Linked DNA regions of Homo sapiens: region 2 is linked to region 1. A link is an interaction called in ENCODE POLR2A ChIA-PET data of the cell type or tissue named here. Cell type or tissue: A673. All regions are shown on one strand.

Evidence for each region. ChIA-PET counts read pairs that join two places held together with the same protein. Peaks named below come from ENCODE experiments on the same cell type or tissue, not always from the same donor. Only the 100,000 strongest peaks of a DNase experiment are listed, where the experiment ranks them.
Region 2: POLR2A ChIA-PET joins it to region 1 with 5 read pairs; 2 of 35 experiments call an interaction of 5 or more read pairs at or near these places.

The regions. Positions count from the first base shown.
Region 1 is chr13:46,040,318-46,048,317 of GRCh38, reverse strand. It overlaps ZC3H13 (zinc finger CCCH-type containing 13), which reads left to right. Exons shown (of 19, transcript NM_001330564.2): 2 at 2,802-2,927; 3 at 3,254-3,363; 4 at 6,043-6,154. The coding sequence starts at 2,811. Among named protein-coding and RNA genes, the nearest start is that of ZC3H13, 8.4 kb to the left of the region's middle. In A673, a CTCF peak has its summit at 423; DNase peaks (open chromatin) are centred at 387 and 6,377; H3K4me3 peaks cover 7,747 bases; H3K27ac peaks cover 8,000 bases.
Region 2 is chr13:45,677,470-45,685,469 of GRCh38, reverse strand. LINC01055 (long intergenic non-protein coding RNA 1055) reads left to right here. Exons shown (of 4, transcript NR_125786.1): 2 at 270-406; 3 at 3,051-3,168; 4 at 3,979-4,271. Among named protein-coding and RNA genes, the nearest start is that of LINC01055, 20 kb to the left of the region's middle. RefSeq lists an enhancer at 4,978-5,480. In A673, a CTCF peak has its summit at 1,528 (motif pointing right); a DNase peak (open chromatin) is centred at 7,019; H3K27ac peaks cover 2,329 bases.

The DNA.
Region 1 (8,000 bases):
GCGTGAGCCACCGCGCCCGGCGAAATCTTCAAAGTTTGCCTTAGGGAGTCTAGGATTGGAGAGAAGCTCTCAGACCAGCAAAGCAATAGGTCAAGGGAGGAGAGTAGTGCGAATCAGGCAACAGAGGACAGACCAGAAAAAGAAACTGTAGAGTTAATACCTGGAACCCTCAAAAAGTAAAAAGAAAGGAGATGATAGATGACCAATGTTTTAAGTATAATAAGTACGATAATAAATAGCCTGTCGTCCTAACTGGAAACCATTACCATTGAATTTTTTGAAGGAGACTGAGCTGGGAGTGGAGGCATGTTGGGGGTAGTAGAGATGTTGGGGGCAGAACTAACTCATTTCCAGTGACAGTGGAGGGAAAAATAAAAAATTAGTGTTAGTCCACTTGAGGCAGTGTGGTGGGATGGTTGTGCCTGTTTTCTAAGTTCTACATAACTAGCAAATAAGGAAATTTTGGAACCTATTCAATTTTGTTTATTAAGAAATGTTTTAAAAATTGAATTATTGGTTGAGGATTACTCTATATTTGTATATTAATGTAGCAATATATAATGAAACTTTATGTTTTTCTCAAACTTCTTATACATTGTGATACATTTACTTATTATTGAATCATGCTTGGATATATATTGTTAAAAAAGTTTTTCTCAAAGCTCTACATTTTCTAGATCTTTCTCAGCTCCACTTCTCTTAGCTTTCAGTTTTTTCGTGCTCAGTAAATCAAATAGACATAGGAAATTTTACCAGCTTCTCCTCCGTATGTTCACATTTCAGCTGAGAATGAGTCTAAGAAAAATTAAATCAAAGATTATCTTATAATGCTAACACCAGTATGTAGAATTGGTGTGTAGTTCCTTACTTGGAGAACAATTAATATTTAATTGATTTTGTGTTGCAGCAAATTATTGTTTATGTGATGCTCTCCACTGGTTCTTAAATTTATAATTACTGTGAAGTAATTCTGTTTTTAAAATCACTAAAAATTAATTGCTATTATATCAAAAGAATTATTACATTTTATATTGATAAAAATATAGATTTTCCAATTTAAAATCACCATATATTATTTCATATTTTCCTTCCTTGATGCACCATCTTTTATTTATCAAATGTTGTTCTTAGTCTTTGGATTCTTTTAAAAGTGTGACCTGAAGTACCTCATTGAACCAAACACTGTTTATAATTTTTTATTGCTGTTTCAATTAGGTACTACCACGATTTAATTTCCTTTAAAGTGATATGTCTTTACTTTGAAACCACATTAAAGATTTGTGATCTTTATAGAGACTAAATGAAACTTTTTTAGCTGCTGTGGTTCATTCTAGTAACTTTTGATGATTGATAAGATTTCAACTAATATTTAGTTTGTATAAAGCGGGATATAGTATGGTGTTTTTTTTCCTTCCCCTTATGAGGCAGTTTCTACCCTCTTCCCACAGTAGTGTATGCTCTGGATTGTATCTTGGTCTAGAATTTAATATTGTTTTCTAATGTCATAATATACTGTCATTATCTGATACTTGCAAATCTAGTTGAATTACCCAATTATGTCATTGGATTAGATTTTTACTATAGTTTCAGTTTTTGAATGTTTTATTTACATACATATATATATATAGAGAGAGTTTTTTTGTTTTTTTTGAGATGGAGTCTCGCTTTGTCGCCCAGGCTGGAGTGCGGTGGTGTGATCTCGGCTCACTGCAAGCTCTGCCTCCTGGGTTCATGCTATTCTCCTGCCTCAGCCTCCAGAGTAGCTGGGACTACAGGCGCCCGCCACCATGCCCAGCTAATTTTTTTTTTTTTTTTGTATTTTTAGTAGAGACGGAGTTTTGCCATGTTAGCCAGGATGGTCTCGATCTCCTGACCTCATGATCCGCCCGCCTCGGCCTCCCAAAGTGCTGGGATTACAGGCACGAGCCACTGTGCCTGGCCCTTAAAAAATATTTTTATGTTTACATCAAATCTAACAGAGCTTAAACGTAAAATAAAATAAAAATATTTTTACAATTTGCCTTTTTTGTTATTACTAATAATGGTAAAATAGTCTGATAATTACTTTTAACACCTTTGAATTTTATGTCAGTGTAGTATAGATTATAGAAACACCTCGACTTTTTCTAGTTCTACAGTCTGTCCTGTTTTGAAAGTTGTTTCTATCAACATTGAGTTTTGTTTTGTTTTGTTTTTGTGTTACTGGAAAATAAATATGCTTGATCAGATTGTTTTGACTTCTGTCAGGCAAAGAAAATACTAAAATATCATTCATTTTTCTCAACCTGATTTTTGGAACATAACTGCTGTTGTCCCTTAAACTTATGAAACATAATTTCTGCTATGAAAATTTTCACCCAATTTTATTTTTCCATTTTCTTTAGCATAACTCTTTTTCAGTTAACCAGTTGATGGTTAACAACTTTGAGTTACTAAATTTTGAAGCAATTTTTGTAAGTAACTTTTATAAAGTAAACATTTTGTACTGTATCTTCTGAGGTTGATTGTACTATGAAAACTTCACTGTGTGAGTAGGATCATATTCGTTCACTCTGCAGAAGAGGTACAATTCTAGCCAACAGATCTCACAGCTGTTATAAATTCACCAGTAAGGCATGTTTTAGAAGATATTATCTCTGTTTACCTGTGACCTCTCCTATGCTTTTTTTTTTTAATCTCCCAAGGAAAATCTCCTGTAATTTTACACTGTTACCTATAGTTTTATCTACTTGTAAGCTGTGGGCTCAGTTATTTAAAACTGAGGAATTTTACAGTTTTGCCTCTTTCTTTTTTGGTTGAAGTAGTACAAAATGTCAAAAATTAGAAGGAAGGTCACAGTGGAAAATACCAAGACTATATCTGATAGCACATCCCGAAGACCCAGTGTATTTGAGAGGCTTGGACCCAGCACTGGCAGTACAGCAGAGGTGAGTTGTCACTAGTATAGTCACAGGGGTTCTCTTAGAATTCTATTATTGAAATGCTTATTTGTATCATAAAGGTGAACAGGTTGTTTTATTGTAGGAATGTTTGTTCAGTAAATTTTTTAAAGTGTGTTTTATAAAAAGAAGTGAAAAGGGTGATAAGGTTTATGGGTTTTTCCATATTTTTTTCCTGAAGTTTTTATTATTTGGGGAGTAATATATCACAGGTTAGCTGGAATTTTGGTAGCATTTGTTTTAATTTTGTCCCGCTAGCATTTTTTTTTTCCAGAAATAAATATGAAATTTACATAGTAATATCTGTCTCTTAGACACAGTGCCGTAACTGGCTGAAGACTGGCAACTGCCTCTATGGAAACACATGTAGATTCGTACATGGCCCTTCACCTCGTGGTAAAGGTTATAGCAGCAATTATAGAAGGTAAACTGAGAACTTTGTATTGTTCATGTACTATTAGAAGATGGCTTTTGTAATTTATCTAGTATAAAAATCTGAAATACAACCATATATTTGGTCAGATTTTCTATATTGGTGGTAGTCTTACCAGTAATTGAAGATCGACAGGATCTTTTTGTTATTTTCAAGATTAATAAAATGTTTGCTTTCAAATTAACTTATTTGTTCATTATTTATTTGTTTTGACAGTAGATCTTTTTGTAGTATGTGTATGGCTTACTTTTTCCCCCCTAATTATGTATTAAATTGCTGCTTAAGACAGCAGAATTCCATGGTGTCTGAATTTCTTTTTAGTGAGGCTATTTTTAACTCTTAAAATAGTAAAATTCAAATAGGGTATAATTTTAGCTGTTTAAGATGTTCTGAATTCAAATTTTGTACAAATTCTATAGGTTAAAATGCATTTGCCAAATCCCTTAGCACAGTATGTTAATGAAAATATGTATTTATATGTGGATGAATATGCTCCATATTTCGAACATCGTTTTGCCTTTAATAAAGGCTTGGCTAGATTAAACTTGCTTAATAAAGACCTTTTATTTTTCTTTTGGTTCCCTCATGATGATTATTTTATGGTATTTAAAGATGTAATATACATAAAGTTTGTCACAAAAACAGTTTTAACTTGATTGGTAAAGAAATAATTTACCTAGATCCAAAATTGGTTACACTGATTGTTTTGGCTATAGCATAGCAACACTATAAAAACTGAACATTAGCAATTGGAATTTTTTTTTTTTTTTTTTAGTTGAATGATTTTTTTGGGGGTAGTGTATGGGTAGATTTTGTTTAGGAGAATTTAAAATTCAAACCCTCAACATTAGCCAACTTCTTTTTCACGTAAACATTGTACATTTTAGTTTATTTGTGATTCTGAATACTGTTTTATTTGTATTTAGATTGTCATTTGTCACTTCCGTTAATGTGGGAAGATTAGTGTTTATTGTATATGTGTGTTTACTTGTATATATACACGTAGATACATACCTGGTGAAACTATTTCGATACTTTTAATGTTTTGCTTTAATACTATACTTTTGATACATTTTAAAATTTATCTTTGAAATTTATTAGCTGACTCAGAATTTTTATTCAAGAAATCATTTTGAGAAAAATGGTCAGAGAAATTTGTCTAAAATGGGAAAAAGTAATGTCATTGCTAGACTTAGAATAAAGAATATTTATTATAATTTTGCTATTTTGTGTATGATTTTCCATCTGATAACTTCTTTCGTATTTGTGCATTTTTTTTGTCGGGAGGAAAAACATAGTTCATAATGCGAGTCAAAGATAAGAAAAGCAATGTATTTTACAGAATGCTTATTTATATGTTTATATACAAGACTTTTACATAATTAATTGAGAATTCGCTGTGTGTAAAACATTCATTCTGTTGGGTGCTGTTTAGGATAGAAACAAGTTCATACTAAAGTGTTTTATTATATAAAGGAAACCAGGGCACATAGGATTTACATGTACATCATTATAATTTAGAGCACTTAAGTACTGGTTCTTAGTAAGAGATTCCAGTTTCAAGTTTAGCTTTAACTGTTAAAACATTTAATATAAATCTATTACATGTGCATGTAAACATTAATGAGATCCTTTAAAGTGAATTAACTCAAATTATTTCTTTACTAACCTTATGATTTATATTCATAAAATCAAGGAACTGATTTGATTGCCCAATGACTGCTTGAAATAGATGTGAATATTTATGTGATTTGTTTATATCTTTTTTATATATAGTACTTTTTGGTAGTCAAAGAGGAACAGAGCATTCCTTAACTTCTTTTGCCCTGTTTTAAAGGTGTTGTAGAAATAGTCTTTAAAGGCAGTCTGTTTTCCATCTCTCCTTTGTTTTTTCCCACTGATAGTGAAAATAATTGCATAGCCATATACTGTCAAATTTCTAGTATAAATAATAAAGCCTTACCACTGTTGAGTATAAATATGTATTTTTCCTTTAGTTAAAAAATTTACAGCAGAATATGAAAATCACTGTTGTAAAATTGCCTTGAATCCTTTATCTTTATTCTGAAATAATTTAAAATTTAAGATAAATTTTAAAGCTCCTATATTTGCTTTGATTCTTACTTAAGGTACATAAAATATTTTCTCAGTTATTGATGTTGCATCCAACCACAGGCATGTGTATACAAGAAACTTATTTCTTGTAATATCTTCTTATATCTTTCAGTATAAATGATAATGCTGCTACCTCTAGATTAATTTTGCAACTTTGTAGTTTAAAACTTTGTGTTACTACTACATTTTGCTCCCACATATAACTAATATATTTATGTGATTAATAGGAAAACAAGTCAAGCTATTAGTTCCTTTTTCTCAGTTCACATATAATTTCTTATTCACATCACCAGTACCTGCCACTTCGTGGAATTTAACATATACATTTTGATTGTTATTGGGAGAAAAACTGTAAGTGTTGCTCGTGTTTTGCATATTAATATTTAAGGTGAAATTTTTCAGAAATTCAGGAGTCAAGGTCAGTTAGAAAAAGTGTATTGAGATTTGTGAGGTTATTTCTGTAAATACATTCTTATAAAATGTTATTAATATATAAATACAGATTTTTGTTGTTTTGTTTCGTTTTTTGTTTTGTTTCTGTGTTTTGGTTCAAAGGTCACCAGAAAGACCTACAGGGGATCTTAGAGAAAGAATGAAGAACAAGCGCCAAGACGTGGACACTGAGCCCCAGAAACGAAATACAGAGGAGTCATCCTCACCTGTTAGGGTAGGATTGAATTTCCCAAAACAAAGTTCAACTTCAGTAGTGATTTGTTAATTTGAGTTTCATTTTAAATATTGTGTGCTAAATATATGGTAAATGTGTAATACGGCATTATAATGTTCTATATGGATAATGTAATTTAGAGGGAAAGAGTCCCCTGGGAAAACTGTGATTGGTTCAGTTCTTTATGGTAGTTAAGATGAAAGGGATTAGTTGGCAGAACTCAAGCTGAACTTAGTAGGGATTTTGTGTAGGGATCCCTTAGTAGGGATCCTTGACGAGGATCATGAGTATCTTTAAGTTTTCAGAATTCAGCCAGCCATCACATCTGCTTCCAAGAAAGATTGAAGTGGCTTGCAGTAGAACACTTACAAATGAAAACAATGAAAGCAAAACACATGGGGTTAACAAACTGCACTAGAAAGTTGAGGTAAAAGAAAGCACATATGACCACAAATTTTAGCTGTGAATTTGTTGGCAGTGAAGCCAAGAGAAATAAAATTTATAATGTAGTTCATTGAATAAAAGAAAAGTGTTTGTCAGGAATGGAAATCTTTCCCAGAGCTAATTTTTTTCTAGAAATTTATCATACCATATTTCACATACCATACAGTTCACTCATTAAAAGTGTACGCCTCAGTGGTTTTTAGTATTATTAGAGTTGTGAAACCATCATCACAGTCAATTTTAGAATATTTTCATTGCTACGTAAAGAAACGCCAAACTTTTCAGCAGTCGCCCTCCTAGCCACCAGCCCTAGGCAACCACTAAATCCTCTTTCTCTCTCTAGAGATTTGCCTATATATTTCATATAAATGGAATAATAAAACATGATTTTTTGTGACTAGCTTTTTTCACTTAGCATACCTTTTCAAGGTTCGTGAAAGAGTATGGGATGCATCAGTATTTTATTCCTTATTTTTGTCAGATAATATTACATTGTATTGATAATATCACATTTTGTTTATCCACTCATCAGTGATGGATATTTGGGCTTTTTCTACTTTTTGACTCCTGTGTATAATGCTGCTATGAACATTTATGTACAAGTTTGTATATGGATATGTTTTTATTTCTATTGGGTTTATATTGAGGAGTGGAGTTGACAAGTTCTACGGTAACTGTGTGTTTAACCTTTTAATGAACTTCTAGACTTTCATTAAGTGGCTGTATCATTTCACATTGTTGACAGCATATGAAAGTTCTAGTTTCTGCACATCATCACCAACACTTTTGTTATCTAACTTTTTGATTATAGCCATCCTGATGGGTGTGAAATGATGATCTAACTGTGGTTTTGATTTGCATTTTGGATTCTAATGATGTTGAGCATCTTCTTGTGTACTTATTGGCTATTTGTATATTTTCTTTGGAGATTCTTTTCCCATTTTAAAAATCGAGTTGTCTTTTTATTATTGAGTTACAAGTGTTCTCTTTATTTTGGATACAAGTCCCTTATCGTATATGTAACTTGCAGATCTTTTCTCCCATTCTGTGTGTTATCATCACATTCTTGATGGTGTCCTTTAAAGCATACACATTTTTAATTTGATGAAATCTGACTTACCTGTTTTTGTTTTTTTTGTTATTATTGTTGCTTGTTTGTGCTTTTGGTGTCATCTAAGAAACTATTGTTTAGTCCAGGGTCACAAAGATTTACGTCTATGTTGTCTTTGAAGCATTTTCTGGTTTTAGCTCTTATATTTAAGCCTTTGATACATTTTGAGCTAATTTTTATTTATGATGTGGTAAAGGTTCAGCCTTATTCTTTTGCATGTGGATATCCAGTTGTCCTCTATTATAGTCTTTTTATGAAAGTTACTGAATTGTAACTGAATCAAGGAAGCAA
Region 2 (8,000 bases), 360 kb after region 1:
TCCCTCCCTCATCGGTAAAACACCATCTTTACTAGGAAGGAAAAAAAGTAATGTGCCTTATTTTTCTCTTCAAAGTGGCTCCTAAATAAGAGACTGTTAACAGCCACTTGGCACCATAAGAAAAGGTCAGCAAATTTAGAACACTTGTCTTTTTGTAAAAACAGATGACTGCAAACAAGAGGTCTTCATGATCATTATTTATCTTGGTGCAAAGTATTTCAAAGATCCTCTCATTTTATGTGGCTCTCTCACTGGTTTTGTTGTTGCAGTTGCTGTTGCTTGAGACAGGGTCTCACTCTGTCACCCAGGCTGGAGTGCAATGGCACAATCATGATTCACTGCAGCCTCGACTTACTGGACTCAAGTGATCTTCCCGCCGCAGCCCCCGAGGTAGCTGGGACTACAGGTGTGCACCACCACTTCCAGTTAATTTTTTTAAATTTATTTTATTTTATTTATTTATTTATTTATTGGTGAGGAATAATATATTTATTCAATGGAATGAGTAAAGTAAATCATATTTGATATCCTTTCAATCTTACCTGTTTTAAAGTATTTTTTGCATAATAACAGCATATCTATTGTGAATTTAAGTAGAGATGCGATCTTGCTGTGTTGCCCAGGCTAGTCTCAAACTGCTGAGCTCAAGCAATCCTCTGCCCTGGCCTCCCAAAGTGCTGGGATTACAGGCATGAGCCGTCATATCCAGCCAGCTCTCTCATTTTTCAGAATCAGATTAATTGCATCTGTGATCTCCTGTAGCTCATTCTGCACTTCTGACTTCAACTGCTCTGCAGCAATAGTTTGCTTGTGAGTTACTACCCAGCGAATCAATTTCCCAAGTGATGCTCTCCACATCCTATCCAGCATCCTCTTTTAATTCCAGTGGAAGCTACCACTCCATCAAATGTCATTTTAAACAATTGTTCCATGAGAACATTGTTTCTTGTAGAGAAGTTATTTACAATTGAGAACACATCTTTTCTGGCATATTTTCTGTAACTGGTTCACCAAAGAACAGCACTTGTTATGTTTTATTATCTAAGCAGAAGCTACATTTGTACTTCACCCAGCTGTAAAGCAAGCACTACTTGATTTGTTTCCATACTTGTTTCTTTAAAGTTTTCTCCGCATCTATCAGCAATATTTGCTGGCTAAAGGTATTTTCATTCAATCATTCAAAAAGGATATTTTGAATATTTTGTATGAGCTAGTCACTGTTAACAGGTGCTGAGGAAGTAATGAACAAAATTAAGTTTTCATGGAGCTATGTTCCTATGAGGGACAACAGACAATGAGCAAATTTTTTAAAAAATCTAATGTATATCAGGGGTAAGTGCTCCAAAGAAAAGTTCAACTGGTTCTTGGGACAGAGAGTGATAGGGTGAGCCATTTCAGATGACGAAGACCTGTCTAAGGAGGTGAGGTCTGAGCAAAGGCCTGAATATGTGGAGGGGCAAGCTGTAGATTATCTGTATCCAGCAGAGGGAGCAGCAGCAGGGGAAGGACCCCCCAGGCAGGAGTTGCCTGGGTGGGACTGACCCACGGGAAGCCAGTGTGTCTGGAAGCAGAGAGGGATGGGGAATTGGGAGGACCAGAGGACAGAAGGCAGCCTGGGAGAGGTCATGTAGGGCCTTGAGGGCTAGGGTGAGGATGATGGATTTCATCCTGAGCAAGACAGGAAGCCGGGGTGGGGGACTCAGCAGAGCACAACACAGTCTGACTTAGGTTTAAGATTTCTCCAGCCTACTGTGGAGAAAAGACTGCAACATGGCAGGACAGGAACAGGGGACCAATTTCAATTGTCCAGATGAGAGATGGACTGAAATGCTAGTGGTGAGAGAGGACATTGAAAGATTTGGACATATTTTGACATAGAACCCATGAAATTAGCTGACAGCTTTGGATACAGGATAAGAGAGAAAGAAGATAGGACACACATGGTTTTTGTTTTTGTTTTTTTTAATTATACTTTAAGTTTTAGGGTACATGTGCACAATGTGCAGGTTAGTTACATATGTGGTTTTTAACGTAAACACTTGAGGAAGGCAGGAGCCACTTGTGGAGGAGGAGACTGAGGGAAAGACAAGCAGCAATGATCAAGAGCTCAGTTTGGATGCATGAAGCTGCAGAAGACTAGAGATCCCGGGAAGGTGTCAAGAAACCAGTCGCTTGTAAGAGTCAGGCATTACAGGGGAGGCGTTTGGAATGGAAATACAATTTAGGACTTGTCAGTATATTAAAAGCCTCGTCAGTATATTTCTTCATGCATTATTTCAGCTGTATTTATTGCAGTAGGAAGAACAAGTATTTCCCATGGTCATATGCACCTTTTTTTCTTCACTACTAAGAAACCTCAAAAGAGGCATTTAAGCACTTTCCATTACACTAATTAACATTTTGAGAGATACTGCACTGAATAGTACATGATTTTAGGTCAGTTAAAAAAGATTGCAGACATTTTTATTGTCTTTTTCAAAGCATAATGGCTTCAACTCTTGCTAGCCAGTATATCAAGATGTAACACAGTTAGGTGAGGGGTGTCATTAATGATTATGGCTGTAATTTGTGTTTATACATCTACTGAGCAACTTCACTGAAAAGGAGATAGTTCTGAAAGCAAAACTGTCACTGCGGCCTTTTCTCTTGTTTACTCATGCTTGCCTTATCATTACATTCAACCCACCCTCTCTTTGCTGACATCGTCTTAAACCATGTGTCCATTTTGCAGTGACTTGCTGAGTTAAGACCAGACAACATCATCCATAAATCCACTTTGCCTGACACGTATAAACTGCCATCCATCATTGCAATGTGCAACAAGGGAAAGGTGGCACCCTCAACCTCTTGTGGAATGTTGTTTTTCTCAGGACACTCCCCTTCCCTAACAAGAAATGGGACCACTATTCACTCCACATGAAGGTGCCAGTGCCTGTCCATGCATTATACTTTAGCAGACTTTAGAGCTTAGTGTCTTTCTAACTTTTTAGGGAAAATAAACAGAACTTACAATATTTCCTTTTTTTCTTTTTTTTTTTTTTTGGAAACAGGGTCTTACTCTGTCACCCAGGCTGGAGTGCAGTGGCATAATCTTGGCTCACTGCAGCCCCAACATCCCCGGCTCAAGCAATCCTCCCGCCTCAGCCTCCTAAGTAGCTGGGACCACAGGTATGCACCACCATGCCTGGCTAATTTTTGCACTTTTTGTAGAGATGATACAATATTTTCTTCCACATATCAGTGAATCACCTTGTGCATCCTTTGGAGCCCACATTCAGGGCTCACCCTCTGATCTAGTCCTTTTCACTGTCAAAGAAGGTGACAAATAAAGCTGCTACCATGTCAGAATGAGGATTGGCCCCAGCTCCTGGGCAAACAGAATTCCTAGAAGAATGAAAGATCAAGTTGAGTTCCTACGCTTGAAAAAGAAAACATTAAAAAGCAATTGTCTCTTGTTAAACTTTAAAGGCTTTCCTATAGACTATTAACCAATGAAAACTGTGCTAATTTTCTTTCCTGGGGCAATTGCTATTAAGTTGTTTTTGTAGGCTGGTCAAAACCTAACTGAGAAAAAGTTTATTTTTACCTGTCTTTGTGGCCTTCTTAGTAAAATTGGCTATTCAAAGTGGATTAGGAACCTGAACTTCTTTCCTTAGGAAAGTTTCACACCAAATGTAAAAAAGAGAGAATGATTTAGAAATTAAGTTTTATTTTTTATTTAATACTCTATCTGAAACTGAAAACTTTGAGTTTTACTTAGCAACAAAATAGGCAACATTCCCTCTTCAGAAACACTAAGTCAACATAAGGTAAAAGACCTTCATTTCTCAGTAAAACTGAGATTTGAGGTGGCGGCAGGAATGTGAATGACCCTCGTAAATTTTCTAGCTCCAAATTACTTGGCTGCTAATCAACATAGGCAGGTCCCTAAATATAGGACCATATTTCTAAAACATCCCTTTCTCTTATTATTCACAGAAACCCAAACTGCAGAACATGTTCAGTGAAGCAACCAGAGCTAAATCATTTGAAATGCATTAGCCAGTACTCGCCGCAAATTAATTTAACACCAGTCACATGTGTCTGGGTGATTTTCCCCTGAAAGGTGGCGTGAGTTGATTGGACCCCAGGAGGAACGCTGCGCTGAATGGCTCAAGATTTACTACTAACCACACACTGCACAGAGAAGGCTGCGTGTTACCAAGGCCTCCATGGAATTAGGGGGAACTGCCAACAAACCAGTGCAGAGCCTGCAAATGTCAGATAGAAGGAGGATGAGACATGATTTGGATATTTTTCCAAGAAGGAAAGACTCAGTTCATTTAGAAGAGTTTCCTTAAGGATAAAGGAAGTATCCAGAACCTACTCTAAGAAAGGGAAATGGCTTCATGCTTTCCTCTCCCATTCCCATACCTGCAGGAAAATCAGATTTCCTCATGGTCCTGTCGTTTTCTCAGGCCTGAGAGGAGGGACACTTCACCACCGCCCCCCTCCCCACCCCCGCCCCAATCTCAGTGGGTTTAGCAAGACAAGAAGCAGACTCCAGCTTTGGAGAGATGGGTAGGAGACGCATTTGGCCTGGTTCAGCTACTACTTTAGATGTAGATCTTGAACAAGTTTCAAAAATGAATGAAAGTAGCTTTTTATGAATCTGGGCCCGATCTCCCGATTGCCCCTCCAGAGCAGCTCCCTGCCCTTCCCTGCCCCTGAAGGCTGACCTGTGAGCCCCTTTGGGCTGCTGATGGACCTGTGCTCCCACCCTGGCTCAAAAAGCAAAGAAAAGGGAGTGGCTATCAGAAAATGGAAGAAGAGAGTAAAGAAGACAGTGCTGGCTTGAGAGAAGCAGTGGCTTCAGGTAAAAGGCTACTGCCAGCGATATGGACGGGAGACAGAGAAATGCTAGAAGAGGGCGGTTCCCCAACAAAGGCCCCACCCACAAGCCTGGACACCTGTGGCCCTAAATGAGAACAGGCATTCCTGTTTTTGCACCCAAAAAGTGGTCTTTTGGTATGCCACACCCCCTATCCTATACCCATATAAACCCTGAACCCCAGGCTCCAGCTCAGACCAGCAGAGGAGGAGACGAGACAAGCAGACAATGCAGAACAGTGCAGCAGAGAGAACTCGAGAGGAATTCAGCCAGGGTGGTCAGAGAGGAGTTTGGCTGCTGGACAGCCCACTCCAAGGGAAGATCATCTTCCTACTCCATCTCCCCTCCTTCCAGCTCCCTATCCATCCTGCCGAGAGCCACCTCCACCGTGCATTAAAACCTCGCATTCATCCTTCAAGCCTGTGTGTGACCCGATGCTTCCGGGACGCTGGGCAAGAGCTCAGGATACAGAAAGCTGTCACACTGGCCCTCTGCCCTTGAGAAAAGGCAGAGGGTCCATTGAGCTGTTTAACACTTAAAGCCATCTGCGGATGGCAGGGCTAAGAGAATATTGTAACATTGGGGTTGCAGGCACCCACCCCAAGACACTACCATGGGGCCAGAGCCCAAAGCACCCACCCCAGCCTCTGCACCTGCCCATCTGAGTGCTCCCCCTCCCGCAAGGGGTTTGAGGCAACGGAGCAGGTCTCCTGGGAGGGGGATCAGGGAACTCTCCCATTTAACCAGCCCACAGACATGAAGACACCATGGGGAGTGTGGGGAGAGCCACGAGATGTGTACCATGACTGCCTCATCTTTCCACCCTCTGATCTCCTGTTGAGGGTTCCCACTGATCAAATCCAAGAAGCCAGAGGGGAAGAGAGTTCCTCAATGTAGTCAGCGTCCTGGAGCAAAGAGAGGAGAGGAGATGATCCAGGAGCAAATAGGAGACAACCAGCACAGTTCCCAAATGTGAGAAACTGACTACAGCAGAATCGACTTGAGGCACATTTTAAATATACACATGAATTCCTCAGACTCCCCCACTCCCAATTTCAGAGTATGTCAGGGGTGGGACCTAAATAATTTACGTTAAAAAAAAAAAATCTTGGCCAGGCACAGTGACTCATGCCTGTAATCCCAGCACTTTGGGAGGCCGAGGCAGGCAGATCACCTGATGTCGGGAGTTTGAGACAAGCCTGACCAACATGGAGAAACCCCCTCTCTACTAAAAATACAAAAATTAGCCGGGTGTGGTGGCGCATGCCTGTAATCCCAGCTACTCGGGAGGCTGAGGCAGGAGAATCGTTTGAACCGGGAGGCAGAGGTTGCGGTGAGCCGAGATTGCGCCATTGCACTCCGGGCTGGGCAACAAGAAAGAAACTCCCCCCCCACAAACAAATAAAAATAAAATAAATCTTAAATGATTCCAAAGCACAACCACGTTTGGAATACCTGGCCTTACGAGACACACAAATGACCTTGAAGATTTCAAAGCAGGTCCCACAATCCCTTCTCACCACAAGATTAGGCCCAACAAGACCATATCATCTTAGTTGGGCATAGTGGCTCATGCCTGTAATGCCAGCACTTTGGGAGGTTGAAGCAGATGAATCATCTGAGGTCAGGAGTTCGAGACCAGCCTGGCCAACATGGTAAAATCCCATCTGTACTAAAAATACGAAAAATTAGCCAGGCGTGGTGGCACACACCTGTATTTCCAGCTACTCAGGAGGCTGAGGCAGGAAAATCACTTGAACCCAGGAGGTGGAGGTTGCAGTGAGCCGAGATCATGCCATTGCACTCCATCCTGGGCAACAAGAGTGAAACTCGGTCTGAAAAAAAAAAAAAAAAAGAAGAAAGGAAGGAAGGAAGGAAGGAAGGAAGGAAGGAAGGAAGGAAGGAAGGAAAGAAAGATTCTTCTATAAAGCAAGCAACTGCATTTGGTACTATTCTAGTGTCCTCTCTGGAGTGGCACTTATCAAAGAAAACATTGGGTTACTTTCTGTCCTCAAGCACTAACCCCTAGGACAGCTGAACCTAAGGATACATTTTATACACTTGAACTCATTATTGTCCTTTTACCCCCTGAGTAGAAAATACAATAGCTCCAAAACAAACACCTGATTCCTTGAAAATGCTTCACAGGAAGCCAGCCCCTCAACTTGAAATGGTATCAGGTTACAATGGCTGAAGGAGACTGTATCTCCACAGACACCATTCATTGACAAGGCATGCCATTCAGAAGTTTCACTGAAAGATCATTCTCTCCATTATGATCATTGAAGTGAAGGCAAGAGGGGAAAAAAATTGACAGGCTGAACTCTAGAAACTTGGCTTCAGAAATGCCTATTAATCCAATACAATTCAATACAATAAAACATACAAACTCCTGGTAATCCTCAAGGTGCTCTTAAAATTGAAGTTGATTCTGCGAAAACTGCTTTCACCTACCATCATTAAGGAAAATTCCATTTTAACTCAATTCTGAAAAGGGAGGACATGAAGAAAAGTATCATGTCCAGGAATACAAAACATTGTGAACACTGGGACCCCAGGAAGGCGAAACAGGAGGTCTGTACCTAATCCAGACCTTGCCTTTGCCTGCTGCTACAGGTTCCAGGTCTAGCAACTGCTCATTTTCCTAGGGAATTAAATGGAGAAGATGTCTCATAATTTCCAATCACACAGCACAGTTCAATGGCAAGTTGTTTTCCCACAAAAGTAGTTTTATGGTTAATGCACCCAACCTGAAAAGAAGTTTGGGCAGGAGGTTGCGGGGCAGGGGAATTAAAGCAGAAGATATTTATTTCCTCACACGGCCAGAGTAACAAAAACACTGCATTTAACTGCAGGAGCTGCAAAGTGTAGTTGACCCATGTAGTATATGGGTCCCACAAGCCGTGGCTGGGATTGCTGGACTCCTGAGTCCTGTTCCCTGACAAGTTATTAATCTGCCATGTAAGCTTGAGCCAAGACCCTGAAATGTCTCCTTCTATCAATTTCCCACACGATACATGAAAATAAAAATATACTTACCTTTCAAATCCTATTAGATTCAAAATCCCTTTTTGTACTGGTGTGTCCCACTGTATCCAGTAGATTATGTCCCTAAATGCACTGAAATGCT